Linked DNA regions of Homo sapiens: all the other regions are linked to region 2. The links are chromatin loops, found by intact Hi-C in ENCODE. Cell type or tissue: K562. All regions are shown on one strand.

Region 1 (5,000 bases), 60 kb before region 2:
AGAATCTCTGCTGTAACTTTATAGTACAATAAAAGTTACTGTGCCAGAGGTCCAGGATACCTCTAGAGGTAGAAAGGAGGCCATGTTAAACTTGTAGGTTAAAAGGAAACCTACACAGAAGGGAAATGACTTGAGCAGCCTTAGGGGATAGGTGTTATAAAAATGAATTAAAACATTAAATTTGAGAGACAGGCACCAACAGTTTTTCTCTGAACTTGAGTGGTAGGAAATGCTAGCAAAAACTGGGTCCAGTTTATTCAACCAAATACTCAAGTGTCTGAGTTTTCAGTAGAAACTATTGATATGGGGGGAAAACAGTAGTAAAATCTTTTTTTTCATCTTTGAACAGGAGGCGTCTAAACTGGATCCAGTGGGCTTCCCTCCTGACTTTATTTTTGTCTATTGTGGCCTTGACTGCCGGGACTAAAACTTTACAGCACAACTTGGCAGGACGTGGATTTCATCACGATGCCTTTTTCAGCCCTTCCAATTCCTGCCTTCTTTTCAGAAGTGAGTGTCCCAGAAAAGACAATTGTACAGCAAAGGAATGGACTTTTCCTGAAGCTAAATGGAACACCACAGCCAGAGTTTTCAGTCACATCCGTCTTGGCATGGGCCATGTTCTTATTATAGTCCAGTGTTTTATTTCTTCAATGGCTAATATCTATAATGAAAAGATACTGAAGGAAGGGAACCAGCTCACTGAAAGCATCTTCATACAGAACAGCAAACTCTATTTCTTTGGCATTCTGTTTAATGGGCTGACTCTGGGCCTTCAGAGGAGTAACCGTGATCAGATTAAGAACTGTGGATTTTTTTATGGCCACAGTGCATTTTCAGTAGCCCTTATTTTTGTAACTGCATTCCAGGGCCTTTCAGTGGCTTTCATTCTGAAGTTCCTGGATAACATGTTCCATGTCTTGATGGCCCAGGTTACCACTGTCATTATCACAACAGTGTCTGTCCTGGTCTTTGACTTCAGGCCCTCCCTGGAATTTTTCTTGGAAGCCCCATCAGTCCTTCTCTCTATATTTATTTATAATGCCAGCAAGCCTCAAGTTCCGGAATACGCACCTAGGCAAGAAAGGATCCGAGATCTAAGTGGCAATCTTTGGGAGCGTTCCAGTGGGGTAAGTTTGTGAGGGTGTTCCTTTTTGCTTGTTCTTCCCAAATTTAAAGCATAGTTAATTCAAGGAAAAAAATAAAATCAGTACTGATTTGTCAAAGAATGTATTGGATCTCTGACTTTTAAAACCGAATCAACAAACATTCCTTTTACTCCTGATGTTTGCAAGGGCTCATAATCAATGCTGTCAGGTGTAGAGAAAAAGTATAAGTCAATCTCAAGGACCTTATGTGTTACTTCATAGAATACTATAGAATTATACACCTGGAAGATACCTCACAGGTTGTCTTGTCCTGTCTGCATAGTTTTACAAGAAACAGGCAAAATGGTTTACAGATAATAAATGAAAGAACTGGTACACCTATGTCTGACTCCAAGTCCCTTTCTCTTTCTTTTCCACCATAGTTAGGGAAAATAAGCTCATTTGTGAGAGAAGTTGGCCTTTCGTATTAGTAAGTCCTGTTGAATAGAAAGCCTGGCTCCTCAGTCCTCCCTGTGGTTATTCATAAGCCAGTATGCCAGAAGGGCAGGGTTTGTTTATTTCACTAGAAAGGTAGTTTTCAAGAGGATCCTTGCAAGGCGAGTAGGAGGAAAATATTTTCTAGAAAAATGCTTATGCAATTATTCCGAATATCTCCCAGTTGCTTGCAATTGTTTTGGAAGGCTCTGTCAATCATTTTATTGGCAAGTTAATGATCTCTTTGAAGATTCAATTAAGGAGTTAAATATACGTTTAAATAAGTGAAATAGACATCTAGCTTTAGATTTACAATTTTCTTGAGCACACAAAATATGAAATATTTTATACAGTGAACATTTCACTCTTTGGGAAAAATAATCTATTGCTTAATAACATTCATAGCAGAGCTTCCCTGGGTGTAATGCCTCTGTCATGATTCAACAGATTCTAAAGATGAAAAAATTAGGATCTTGAGTTTCGGATACCCTGCTCTTAGCCAGAGTGTATATCCAGAAGTCTTGTATTCTTTTCCAACAGCCGATAATGCCATTTGCTCTAATTTTTAAGCAAAAGAAAATCTATATAGGTAACAAGGCCTATGAAGACCTATTTCTGTAACCTTTAATCATTTTTCTGCAAGACCAGCAGGTGGTGCTCCTCACTTTGCTCATGTTAGCTTTGAAATTTTGAGTACTGAGTACACTTCACTTTTTTATCCTCTCATACTTCTATAGTTAACTTTCCAAGAACATAAGTATTTATTTAATTTGACCAGATTATATCTATAGCTTAATGAGGTAAGACCAGTGATTTGTTAGTAAGGTTTTCCCTTTAAAAATGCTACATTTCCAGTTTTGTTCTAATTACTGCTTTCATGTTTCCTTTTAGGATGGAGAAGAACTAGAAAGACTTACCAAACCCAAGAGTGATGAGTCAGATGAAGATACTTTCTAACTGGTACCCACATAGTTTGCAGCTCTCTTGAACCTTATTTTCACATTTTCAGTGTTTGTAATATTTATCTTTTCACTTTGATAAACCAGAAATGTTTCTAAATCCTAATATTCTTTGCATATATCTAGCTACTCCCTAAATGGTTCCATCCAAGGCTTAGAGTACCCAAAGGCTAAGAAATTCTAAAGAACTGATACAGGAGTAACAATATGAAGAATTCATTAATATCTCAGTACTTGATAAATCAGAAAGTTATATGTGCAGATTATTTTCCTTGGCCTTCAAGCTTCCAAAAAACTTGTAATAATCATGTTAGCTATAGCTTGTATATACACATAGAGATCAATTTGCCAAATATTCACAATCATGTAGTTCTAGTTTACATGCCAAAGTCTTCCCTTTTTAACATTATAAAAGCTAGGTTGTCTCTTGAATTTTGAGGCCCTAGAGATAGTCATTTTGCAAGTAAAGAGCAACGGGACCCTTTCTAAAAACGTTGGTTGAAGGACCTAAATACCTGGCCATACCATAGATTTGGGATGATGTAGTCTGTGCTAAATATTTTGCTGAAGAAGCAGTTTCTCAGACACAACATCTCAGAATTTTAATTTTTAGAAATTCATGGGAAATTGGATTTTTGTAATAATCTTTTGATGTTTTAAACATTGGTTCCCTAGTCACCATAGTTACCACTTGTATTTTAAGTCATTTAAACAAGCCACGGTGGGGCTTTTTTCTCCTCAGTTTGAGGAGAAAAATCTTGATGTCATTACTCCTGAATTATTACATTTTGGAGAATAAGAGGGCATTTTATTTTATTAGTTACTAATTCAAGCTGTGACTATTGTATATCTTTCCAAGAGTTGAAATGCTGGCTTCAGAATCATACCAGATTGTCAGTGAAGCTGATGCCTAGGAACTTTTAAAGGGATCCTTTCAAAAGGATCACTTAGCAAACACATGTTGACTTTTAACTGATGTATGAATATTAATACTCTAAAAATAGAAAGACCAGTAATATATAAGTCACTTTACAGTGCTACTTCACACTTAAAAGTGCATGGTATTTTTCATGGTATTTTGCATGCAGCCAGTTAACTCTCGTAGATAGAGAAGTCAGGTGATAGATGATATTAAAAATTAGCAAACAAAAGTGACTTGCTCAGGGTCATGCAGCTGGGTGATGATAGAAGAGTGGGCTTTAACTGGCAGGCCTGTATGTTTACAGACTACCATACTGTAAATATGAGCTTTATGGTGTCATTCTCAGAAACTTACACATTTCTGCTCTCCTTTCTCCTAAGTTTCATGCAGATGAATATAAGGTAATATACTATTATATAATTCATTTGTGATATCCACAATAATATGACTGGCAAGAATTGGTGGAAATTTGTAATTAAAATAATTATTAAACCTATGTCTTGTGTTGCCACTCTGTCATTTAGGGTGGGATGTAGAGTACTTTTAATCTTAAAAAATAGAGTGAGACAAAAACCTACACAACTTTTAAAACTTTCTCTTTAAGTAGATCTTTACTTCTAACAATAACAAAGGCATTTTCATCAGTTATGTGAAATACGAAGATTATATCTATTATGGCGATTTATTTTAAAGGTAAGGGAAATGAGGTACAGCAGGACCTTTCTAGGAAATGTGGCATACAAAACATTTTTATCTCATAAAACATAAAAATTACAAAAATATTCTTACAAAGGTATCACATACAGAATACATTAAATAGCAGATTTCAGTAGTGCATGGAGATTGATTTTCTTATTTACGATTACTTTTTTTCCTCACCTTCCTCTTTGGAAAGCATTTTTTGCACAAAGTTAAGTTTACTTATGTTAACTTGCCACTTAATGAGAGAGGAAGAGAAAGAGTGAGAGCACAAGATCATGTGCTGGAACTAAAAATGTTCTATTCAACCCAGCAATCCCTCTACTGGGTACCTACCCAAAGGAAAATAAATCGTTTTATCAAAAAGACACTTGCAGTGGTATGTTTATCACAGCAGTATTCACAGTAACAAAATCATGGACTCAACCTAAGTGTCCATCAGTGGTGCCTGGAATAAGAAAATGTGGTACATATACACCATGGAATACTTTGCAGCCATAAAAAATAATGAAACCATGTGCTTTAAAGCCACATGGATGCAGCTGGAAGCCATTATCCTAACTGAAATAATTCAGAAACAGAAAATCAAATACCACATGTTCTCACTTATAAGTGGGAGCTAAACAGTGGGTACATGTGGACACAGGATTCCAAAGTGAGAAGGGTGGTGTATTAGTCCATTCTCATGCTGCTACAAAGAAATACCCGAGACTGGGTAATCTATAAAGAAAAGGGGTTTAAATGACTCGCAGTTCTGCATGGCTGGGGAGGAGGCCTCAGGAAACTCACAAGCATGGCTGAAGGCGAAACAGAAGCAAGCACCTTCTTCACAAGGCA
Region 2 (5,000 bases):
AAACAGATCAAAGACAGAAAAGATTACACACTTACATGGTGGCTCATAGAGATGGAATGCAGAGGGTTGCAAAAGAAATCAGAAGTTTGGTTCCCAGGACAGTTTCCTAGATGAACTACTTTTCCTCCCAGCCCTCTCTCTCTTTACCGAGGGTGAGCAATACAAAAGGGGTGTGCTGCAGCTCCAGCTTTCAGAGTACCGCCACAGATCCACAGCCTGTCCTGATCTGAGAGCTGAGCCGATGCCTTTTCTTTCTGGCTGTGTCTTTTTACCTTCTGGACAAGTAGGATGAGGTGAAAGGAGCTGTCCTTCTAAGTCTTTGTATCTCCATTTGTCTGCAGTTTCTCCTCGGTCTCGTGTGTCTGTGTGTGCCAGTCCCTTGTGCTGACACAGGACGTCCCTTAAAGTCCAGTCCTGGCGATTTCTGAATCTCACTCTTTCCCTCTTTAAAGTTCCAGGATCCTTCTTATCTCCCTTTCCCCCATAGTCTGGCTTAGTCTCTTTGTTTCCGGGCGTAAAAGCACTGGGATTAATATGTTTTCCAGGCTGAGGGAAAACACAGGAATGTGATGTCGAAAAGGGACTTTTTTTTTCTTTCACTGTGCTTCTCTCCTCCCTTTATTTCTCCCTACCTTTTTCCTCCTCTTTTTCTTCTTCTTTTTCTTCTTTCTCTTGCCTGGATTCAGTCCCAGAAATGTTAGGACTACCTCAGTTTTGCTCCAAACCAAACTCAAACAACAGCAGCCACTGGAAATCAAGGAAACTTCACTAAGAATTTAACAGATCAGCAAAACACCGCCTCCTTCCCATTTTAGCACGTTCAGAGTGGACTCAGTGAGGAGTGAGAAGGCTGTTCTTTGGGGTGGGGTAAAGTTTTTAAACTCCACACATCATCATAAATCACTTTAGAAGAGGATGACTGGTGCCTTAACCCCTTCCAAACCAAGTCATCGGGGTAACTTCTCTTCCAGTCTGTTCTTACACTGTACTTTGGAAGGAGAAAATTCTCAGATTTCTGCATCAGGCTACATTCTTTTCTTAGAGACAGATACTCATTTGGGTCAGGGTGCTTGGCTGTGCTGACACAGACAGTATATATGTATTTATAGTCCCATGTGTATATTCTTATATCTTTCTCCCTGCTTTGTGCTTTTAGTTTGAGGTTGGAAAAGCCCATGGAAAACATGACTAGGTTGTTTTTATTTTATGCTAATTGGGGATCATATTACTGTGTTCTTGGTCCTAGTTTCTCCTCGGCATGGAAGGAAGCTGGTAAAAGGTTAGAAATGCAGGCAATGGCTGCAAGTCGAGATTGCAGTTGACTGTTACATCAGGGAACAGGCATTATGATCTCTAGCTTCAAAGCTCTGGCTGCAGATGGTAGACTAAGGGCTCCCTTGGAGGTCCCGAGTGTGTGTGTTTGTGTGTGTGTGTGTAGTGCAATATTTTCCTCTGCAGAGACTTTAGATGTCTGAAGGGCTTTAGGCAATCCATAGAAGTAGACTTATCAGGTTCTGAAAGAGAGAGTGAGGCAGCTTTGGGATTCCACCTCCTGAGTCTGCCATAAGGATTCAATGGAGAAGGAAGGGGTCTCAGGTTACGTGGATATTTCTTCCGGCCATGCTGGGCGAGCTGACTCTCCATGTCACTATTAACTGCCACCAACAGTGACAAGCCAGGGTTCTCAGAAACCTCCTTGCCAGCTCAGTCATGCTAATAGCGTCCCTCACTGGATCAAACTTCATCCCTAGTTGTTATGCCTTGATCAGCCCCATCTTGCCCTGGTCACATTTGACTTTTTTCACATAAGCTACGAGCATGGAACTGAGAAAGTCCTGTATAGAGGTTAACTATAGAGTTGCCCGGCCACACCTTGAAGTCCCAGGGGTACCAAGAAGGATGGCCAGCCCTGCTGTGGCATTCTCTCAGACACTTGTAAGGATAATAACAAAAGTGGGCTTCAGGCAGAGACCCTCTGTCCACTGGAGTCATAGATTGCAGCCTTCGTGGTATTCACCTGTTGGGTTGATCAACCTAGCCTTGTGCTAAGTTGGAGGGTCCTAGATGTTACTTCCTTTCTCATAATTTTCTAAGGCGTCCTACACTATCCTTACTGAGCTTTCTCCCTTCTGGCTTTTCATTTCCTCTTCTCTTCTCTCTGCTTATAACAACTACCATTTATTGAGCATTTACATGTGAAGCTTTGGGCTTAGTATTTTTGTGAATTCTTTTATTTAACCCTCACAGTATCCTTAGAAAGTAAACAGAATGATCCTCATTTTATAGATGAGCAAACTGAGGCTTGGTGAGTTTAAATAAATTGCCTATTGTCCCACAAAAGGTAAGCAGTAGCTCTGAAATTTGAACCCAGGTTTAGAACAGCCTACAAAGCGTGATGCTATCCTGCCTCTCTCTTTAATTTTCTACTCATACCTTCAGTTTTTTCCCTTCCTTCAATTCCTTTTTGCATTTCCCACATTCGTAGAAGAGTTTCATTTATTTGTTCAACCAGAGTACTTACACTTTTAGAGTCCTACTGTCTGGGATAATTGTGTAACTGTACTTTTTGCTTTTCTCAATAGGTCCTTAAAGCCCTTTATTATTTTTCTTGAATAAGTCATGACTTACACAAACCTCTCCATGATGTGCACAACATTTGTCACCTGTGCGCTGGTAAAGCTGAAATACAGCCACTTTAGCAACCCCGAATTGACCATGAGGAGCCACCCCAACCCTGGGTTGTGCCTGTCTTCCTAGGACCTCAGGCTTTCTTCCCTCTGTGAGCTTCAGTCACCAGATGGCGCACTAAACACACACACCAGAGAGGACCTAACACTCCACCGCCGCCGTTAGTCCCCACCCCACACCCAACTCCTTCCCCCAGTCTCTTCTCACACACAGATACATACACACACACTGGCAAAGTGGGGCTTCTCATGCTTGTTTTCATCTCAATGCCTAAACGCTTACCTGGGGCTTCAGAAAATCCTCCTGAAGAAGTATTGGAGGCACGTACCTAATAAGAGCAATGATAAATTCTCATTCATTCATTTCCGGGGAGATCTATAATGATTAATGGCTTGTAATAATTCTCAATTTCAAGTCCGTTATTTAAGAGCTCCATATTTTGTAAGTCCTCCATTTAGATCTTTCTATTTTTCTGCAACTGAAGAAACAATTAACCAATTAGTGCTAGGGGTTGGGGGAGGGTGGTGGGGGTTGGTGATATCTGAAAGGAAGACATTGATGTTGAGTCAGAAAAAGGTGAAAGGAAGAAAATGTTAAAGTAGACTTTAGAAATGCTAATTTGGGAATTAATTGATAGGAAACTACCTGACATTTGTTTTGTAGTAATTTGTGGGGAGGAAAGGAAAGAATGTACAAACTAGAACTGCTTTAGAGAAACTAGGGTGGGGATAGTTATTTGATGAAAGCTGGAGTGAATGTAAGAAGGCATCCAAAAAGGAGTGTGCTAACTGGTCAGACCCACACTAATCCAAGACTTCAGCAACCTGGGACCAAGGCTCAGGGTAACACGCTGTGACAGGCACGCTAGAGAAACCAGGGTTTCTGTCACATGCCGTTGGTTCTCTTGCACAAAGTAACACTCAGAGATGTTACTGAACTGAATTCTATTGCTAAAATAAAAAAGCATTTGCTTAAGAAGAAACAAGAATAAAAAGAAAAGGAGGGGATAACAGCATGCTGTTCAGTGTGGTTTTGGAGGGAAACCACCTCTCCTGCTCTGTGATCATCAGTATCCCCAGCAAGAAAATTAGCTGAGCCATTTTATCACACCTTTGTGGCAGAAGCACAGACAATACTCACACTGAGGAGGCTATGTGTTTTTCCTTCCCATTTGCAGAACTCAATCAAATGTTCAGTCTTAGGCTGCATTTGTGTCCTTCAGAATGAAAAAAGAATTCTTCTCTTTCTCAGTATTTTCAGTGTAGGACAGACTAAATAAATAAGTTGCCAGGTCAGAGAGAAAGCCAAAGATGACTATTAATGCAGGGTGCTGCTGCAGCCCAGGTGATACCAGTGAGCTGGGGGTTTCCCAGGTGCCAGTGGGACCTTGACCCCAGCCAGTGTCCAGGCTCTTGACACTGTCAAAAGAATGAATTCAAGGATATTCTAATCTGCCACGTCAAGAGTCTCCTCAATTGTGTTGACCATGCCTTTTATGGGAGCTGCCAGGGACCTCAAGCCCCTTCAGTCTCAGTTATGGCCATTACGGCACTGGGTGGCCTCCTCTCCCTTCAGAGCTGAGAGCAATTCCTTTTCCAATGGCCCTCCTGCTTGCAGTGAGGACAGGGTCTGGGTGGGCTCCCTTGGCTGGGACAGTCCTTTCTCCAGTGTCCTGACTTCTCACACTTGGAGCAGCAACCGTTGCCTGCAGGTTTGCTGTTGAGCCTGTTTGGTCTGCGGTGAAGCGTCTTCCTGGGTGACCCTGAGGTTGCAGGGCACTGTTTACAGTGACTGCTAATCATTTGGGCTGGCTGTCTATCCCATTTTTTGCCATTCTGGGTCATTTCAGCCATTTTAGCTCTGTCCCTATTATTGAATACCCCAAAAGCCACACCAAACATTTCATTAATAGGTGTGTAGAGTTCCAAAGCCAATTTCTGTAATGTTCTTCTTATGTCAGGTGCTGACTGGCTAATAAAGTGTGTCTGTAGAAAAATTTGGCCAGCGTCAGTACTGAGATCAATGTTAGTATATGTTCTTAGGTCCTCCACAAAGGTGCCCCTGAAACAAAGCTGAGTTTTCATCCTTTTCTTATTTATCTTATTTTATTACAGTTCGCGGGCTTAGTGGTATATTGTTTCATTCCCTCCACCAAACAAGTCACCATATGATTTTTCTTAGATCAACCTGGTCCTGTTGATAGTTCCAGTAAGGGTCATTGCTAGTCACGGATGTGGCCCCCACAGTGTATCGTTCAGGATCCCCAGCAGACAAGCTGTAAGCATAAGCCTGGGTGCTTTTTCTTTACTCTT
Region 3 (5,000 bases), 650 kb after region 2:
GGGTTCTACTGCAACATGATAAGCTGCGGTCCTCAGCCTCTGAGAAAAAGGCTATTTCTCCATTTCAGAGAAAAAAGCCCTTTTTGGTCTGTGCATTTCAAGGCCATTCACAAATTCCATTTGCTGCTCATCACACTAAGAGGCATTCTCTAATCACTCTGAAATGCCTTGCTTTGTTGAGGCTTGTCTCTTAATTAAGGAATAAGGTTGCCTCAATCATTAAGGAGCCAAATTCTTACAAACATCATCATCATAACTCTTTGTACTTCCACGGAACTTTTTCTCCAAGGAGTTTTGGGCCATTCACGCTAAGCCCATCCCATTGTCTTCCTCCATGCTAGTCTCCTTAGAAATCAGTGGATACTTGGTGAGGGCACCAAGTATCCACTAACGTTTCTTAGCTTCTCTGTGTGTGTGCCCATTCATAGGCAGATCCTGGACTCTGTCTCTAGGAGATTAAATTTAAAAGATGCTGGGTCCTAAAGCTCGACCCAGCATCATTTAAACTGGACCGTGTCAATCTGGGGGGACTGGATTGTGAGTGGGATGATTGTAACCAGAAGCCATAGCAAAGGGTGGACTAGCCGCCTAAACATAGAAAGAGCAGGGCTTCCTTCTGCGTTTCACGGGCTGCACTGACTTCATCTGCTCCTGTGGTGTGGGCTCAGTGCGGGAGTCTCTACAGTCCCAGCATGAGTGGGAAATGGGTGGCAAGTGGCCCTCCCTGTTTTGATGAGAGACCTTGGAGGGAACAGAAGTGCCCTTGTCTCGGTTGTAGGTTTCTGTCCCCTTTCCAGAGCCAGTGTAACCACCTCCACCACAGATAGAGATTGGCCCAGTGTCACTGGGTGTTGGCTCCTCGGTCAATCTGGATTTTAATGGTTCCTACTCTTTCTCCCCTCAGGGCCCCCATGCTGCTTGGGCCTTGTGCCAGTTGAAGAGGTGGACAGTCCTGACTCCTGCCAAGTGAGTGGAGGAGACTGGTGTCCCCAGCACCCCGTAGGGGCCTACGTAGGACAGGAACCTGGAATGCAGCTCTCCCCGGGGCCACTGGTGCGTGTGTCTTTTGAAACACCACCTCTCACAATTTAGGCAGAAGCTGATATCCCAGAAAGACTATATATTGTTTTTTTTTTAAAAAAAAAAAGAAGAAAAAAGAGACAGAGAAAATTGGTATTTATTTTTCTATTATAGCCATATTTATATATTTATGCACTTGTAAATAAATGTATATGTTTTATAATTCTGGAGAGACATAAGGAGTCCTACCCGTTGAGGTTGGAGAGGGAAAATAAAGAAGCTGCCACCTAACAGGAGTCACCCAGGAAAGCACCGCACAGGCTGGCGCGGGACAGACTCCTAACCTGGGGCCTCTGCAGTGGCAGGCGAGGCTGCAGGAGGCCCACAGATAAGCTGGCAAGAGGAAGGATCCCAGGCACATGGTTCATCACGAGCATGAGGGAACAGCAAGGGGCACGGTATCACAGCCTGGAGACACCCACACAGATGGCTGGATCCGGTGCTACGGGAAACATTTTCCTAAGATGCCCATGAGAACAGACCAAGATGTGTACAGCACTATGAGCATTAAAAAACCTTCCAGAATCAATAATCCGTGGCAACATATCTCTGTAAAAACAAACACTGTAACTTCTAAATAAATGTTTAGTCTTCCCTGTAACCTTCAAACTGAGTCATGTGTGAGTCAGCATTTTCTTTACATGTTAGAATTCAGTCTCTGAGTATTTGAAGAAAATACCCACTTACAATATTTTCAGGTCCATCAGAAATGAGATCTGAAAAAGGTAGTAAATGTTTCTCTTTTTTGTTTTTTAAAACAGTGAATGTCAGTTGTGCTTGGATTCATGCAGAACACATTACCGTTTAGTCCACAAGGGAACCGTTGTACAACAGACCAGGAAAAACAGGTTCATAGTTCTCTTACCAACTGGACTTGAGATGAAGTTTAGGTCATATTGAAGAAATAGAACTAATCTTTTTTATATAGGTGTGTGTTGAAGACCAAATATTTTCTCCAAAATACTGTTTAGCTAAGTGCTGTGCCACACATGGACATATGGTGCATAATAAATTCACTTCCCTTCTTTCCAAAGATACACCAACATTGCCAGAGTAGTTGACTCACTAGTTTAAAATCAACATTTACTTACTGTTGTCCAACCAAAGGATCAACCATAGATTCTTTTTTAATTGAAATTTTAAAATCTTTATATGTGGAAGTGGAATTAGATGGAGACTGATGCTTGCAATGAAAGCCTTACTACGCTTTGTGTTTTGGGGCTGGAGAGGGTGGGGGGAGCCTGTATTTTCTAGATTTCTGTAAAATTGAGTTACAGATGAAATGCCACTTGAGACAATCTCGTTAAGTGGGGGGCCAGACCCTGGCTTTTAAACATGAAGAATTTGATAAACAGGGTCCTAGGGAAGAGTCACTCTGACTGTTTAGGGCAAGTGCATCCTCTGCTGGCCAAAATAAGTATAGCACCTGCTATTCCTGACTTCTGCATCCTTTTTCCATCAAGCTCAACGTCAGAGAGAACTTCATGTGGAAGTGCAGCATGGTTTTCAGGAAAGCAGTATTTTAAAAATATTATTTAAAAGGAAGGACTGTAAGGAACAGGTAAATGTTAGGAAATGAGAAGCAGAGCAGGGAAGAGAAGAGAAAAAATAAGATACTGTGATTTCAGACAACCTGGCATCACGGCCCAGAGCTCACTTCTGGGGTGGGTAGGGCTGACGCTCTCAGTCATTGCTTTGCTATCCAGAGGCCCCCCAATCTGAGCTGTAACTCACCTTCTAGCCCCACTGGTTTTTACATTTTTTCCTTTTTCTCCTTGATGATCTAAGGTAGCTGTCAAAATGAAGTCTGGTGAACTTTTCTGAAGTGATAGGTGAAACATCTGCTTTCTGCACAGCACTGGAATCATAGCACTCAATGGATTTAGCTCTAAAGAGAAATTTAGCACATGGCTCACAGACCTCCCTAAGCTGGGGAGCCCGCTGTGGTGGGACAGGCTGGCTGGCAGGCATGAGCAACTCCTTTACTCTGAAGTTGTGACAGAGGGGCTGGACTCTGTGGTTTCTTTTTCTTCCAATGCTGAGATTGATCATCGGTGATACTATGGATGACAGTTCAGAAGAGCCAAGTTATATGAACAATTGACCCACAAGTAACTCAGTGTAGGCTGATTTTTGGCCTTACCCTCAGAGGTGAGGCTGCTCCTCTGGGAGCACAGCAGAAGGCAGGGAAGTGTGCCAGGAGCAGGATAGCTTCCCAGCCACCCTGCCCATGCCACACCCTGCTGGTCTACTTGTGTTTGAAGCTTAACTTCCCAAAGACTCAGATGCTCTAACTTAACTACAGATTTAAGACTAAGCCTGGAATCAAGTTGAAATGAACCTAAAGCTATCAACATATTTTGTCCAATTCAAAATAAAGTAATTCAGTGTTAACTGTCGTCAATTCCCAAACATGCGGAATGAAGCCCTGAATATTGTAGAATTAACTAGTGATTTAGTCCAGCTCAGTTTGGGAATAATTATCCCGATTAGCTTTCCTCTCAGTTGAAATGCACAGCAAGTCCTGATGTGGCTCTTCTGTAGACTGTAGGTCCATTCTTGCTGCAATCAGAATCAGAATCTCAGAATGGGAAGGAACCCATTCTACCAATCCTTCATTTGTCAGATAATAAAATGAGGCCCAGGAAGATAACGTAACTTCTCCTGATTCTCTACAATTACCAAGGGGATGGTATCGCCTCAAGACCTTTCTCAGAGACCAGCCACTCTCTCCAGGCAGCTGCTTCTTGTGGCTGCCAGCTCCCACGAAGGCCCCGGTGACCCCCACCTGGCATTCACACCCTGTTCAGTCCCCTCCCACATCACACAGGGTCAGCCTGTGACCCATATGACAATAGTGACGCTATGTCACTTCTGAGCTTGGGCTGTAAAAGACTGTGGCTCTTGTATACATCATTCTCTCTTGCTGTCTCCCTCACTCTTGGATCACTTGCTCTGGGAGAAGTCATATCCCAAGCGGCCCTATGGAGAGGCCCACATGGCGAGGAACTGAAGCCCTGCCTAATGGCCAAGGGAGTGAATTTGCTAATAGCCCCTCCAGCTCCAGCCAAGCTTCAGATGGCTGCAGCCCCAGCTCCTAGTGTGACTGCAACTCCACGAAAGACCCTGAGCCAGAACACCCGGCCAAGCTGTCCCCAGATTCCTGGACCTCAGAAACCCTCTCACTCCTGGGTGAGATCACAAGTTTGTTGTTTCAAGCTAAGTTTGGGGGTAATTTTTTACCGCAATAAATAAGACACTCAGGGCTATGACTAGCATATTTTTAAAAATACTTGAAAGGCACACATGGCTTAGGATATACAACACAGAAAGTGATTTAAAAAAAAAAGTGGGTGCTCTCCAGTAGAGAAGTGACTACATCAGAAATTAATGGTGACAAGTGCAAACAATAAGGTATTCTGACCTCTTAAATAGGAATATGAAGGAATCTTAGGAAGACAATAGGCCAAGTGGCCACCTCTAAGAATATGCTGATGTACAAAGAAAGCAAGACCTGTCTGTAATTTTGGGGGGCACATTAGCAGGCTAATCACAGGTGAGGAAGACTTGGCATTGCTGAGTTCCCTTCTACATTTATGCAATGTTCCTTTCTTCACCCGCCCTTCTCAGTGACCAGCTTATCCTGGAACAGCCTCAATGAGTAGCTCGTTAATACAGAGCTCTTAATCTAAAGAGCTATGCTCTGTTACTAACAGGATTCCAAATGTCAGTGAGATTATCCTGCAATGGTTATAGCCATGAACTTCAATGAGCACTTACCCCCAAACCAAAAGGATACTCTTCAATTAGTTTAAAATGTTATGCATAATCAAAGGTGATTGTTAAAGATGATCTCTAGTAAATCTATTTCATTATCTCCTCATCTATATCAAAACCAGCAAATGGCCCAAGTAAAACCT

Evidence for each region. Peaks named below come from ENCODE experiments on the same cell type or tissue, not always from the same donor. Only the 100,000 strongest peaks of a DNase experiment are listed, where the experiment ranks them.
Region 1: a loop joins it to region 2, with 7 times the contacts of the local background. A loop is called at or near these places in 27 of 110 quality-filtered maps.
Region 3: a loop joins it to region 2, with 5 times the contacts of the local background. A loop is called at or near these places in 23 of 110 quality-filtered maps.

Annotation. Positions count from the first base shown.
Region 1 is chr3:112,580,197-112,585,196 of GRCh38, forward strand. It overlaps SLC35A5 (solute carrier family 35 member A5), which reads left to right. Exons shown (of 7, transcript NM_017945.5): 6 at 350-1,130; 7 at 2,475-5,000. The coding sequence ends at 2,540. Among named protein-coding and RNA genes, the nearest start is that of SLC35A5, 21 kb to the left of the region's middle. In K562, a CTCF peak has its summit at 2,248 (motif pointing right); no DNase peak of the experiment used is centred here.
Region 2 is chr3:112,640,292-112,645,291 of GRCh38, forward strand. It overlaps CCDC80 (coiled-coil domain containing 80), which reads right to left and starts at 852. Exons shown (of 8, transcript NM_199511.3): 1 at 36-852. In K562, CTCF peaks have their summits at 804, 2,798 (motif pointing right) and 4,413; a DNase peak (open chromatin) is centred at 2,810.
Region 3 is chr3:113,285,771-113,290,770 of GRCh38, forward strand. It overlaps BOC (BOC cell adhesion associated, oncogene regulated), which reads left to right. Exons shown (of 20, transcript NM_001378074.1): 20 at 905-1,689. The coding sequence ends at 1,092. It overlaps CFAP44 (cilia and flagella associated protein 44), which reads right to left. Exons shown (of 35, transcript NM_001164496.2): 35 at 1,160-5,000. It overlaps SPICE1-CFAP44 (SPICE1-CFAP44 readthrough (NMD candidate)), which reads right to left. Exons shown (of 52, transcript NR_183050.1): 52 at 1,160-5,000. Among named protein-coding and RNA genes, the nearest start is that of BOC, 77 kb to the left of the region's middle. In K562, a CTCF peak has its summit at 2,485 (motif pointing left); DNase peaks (open chromatin) are centred at 1,451, 1,691 and 2,481.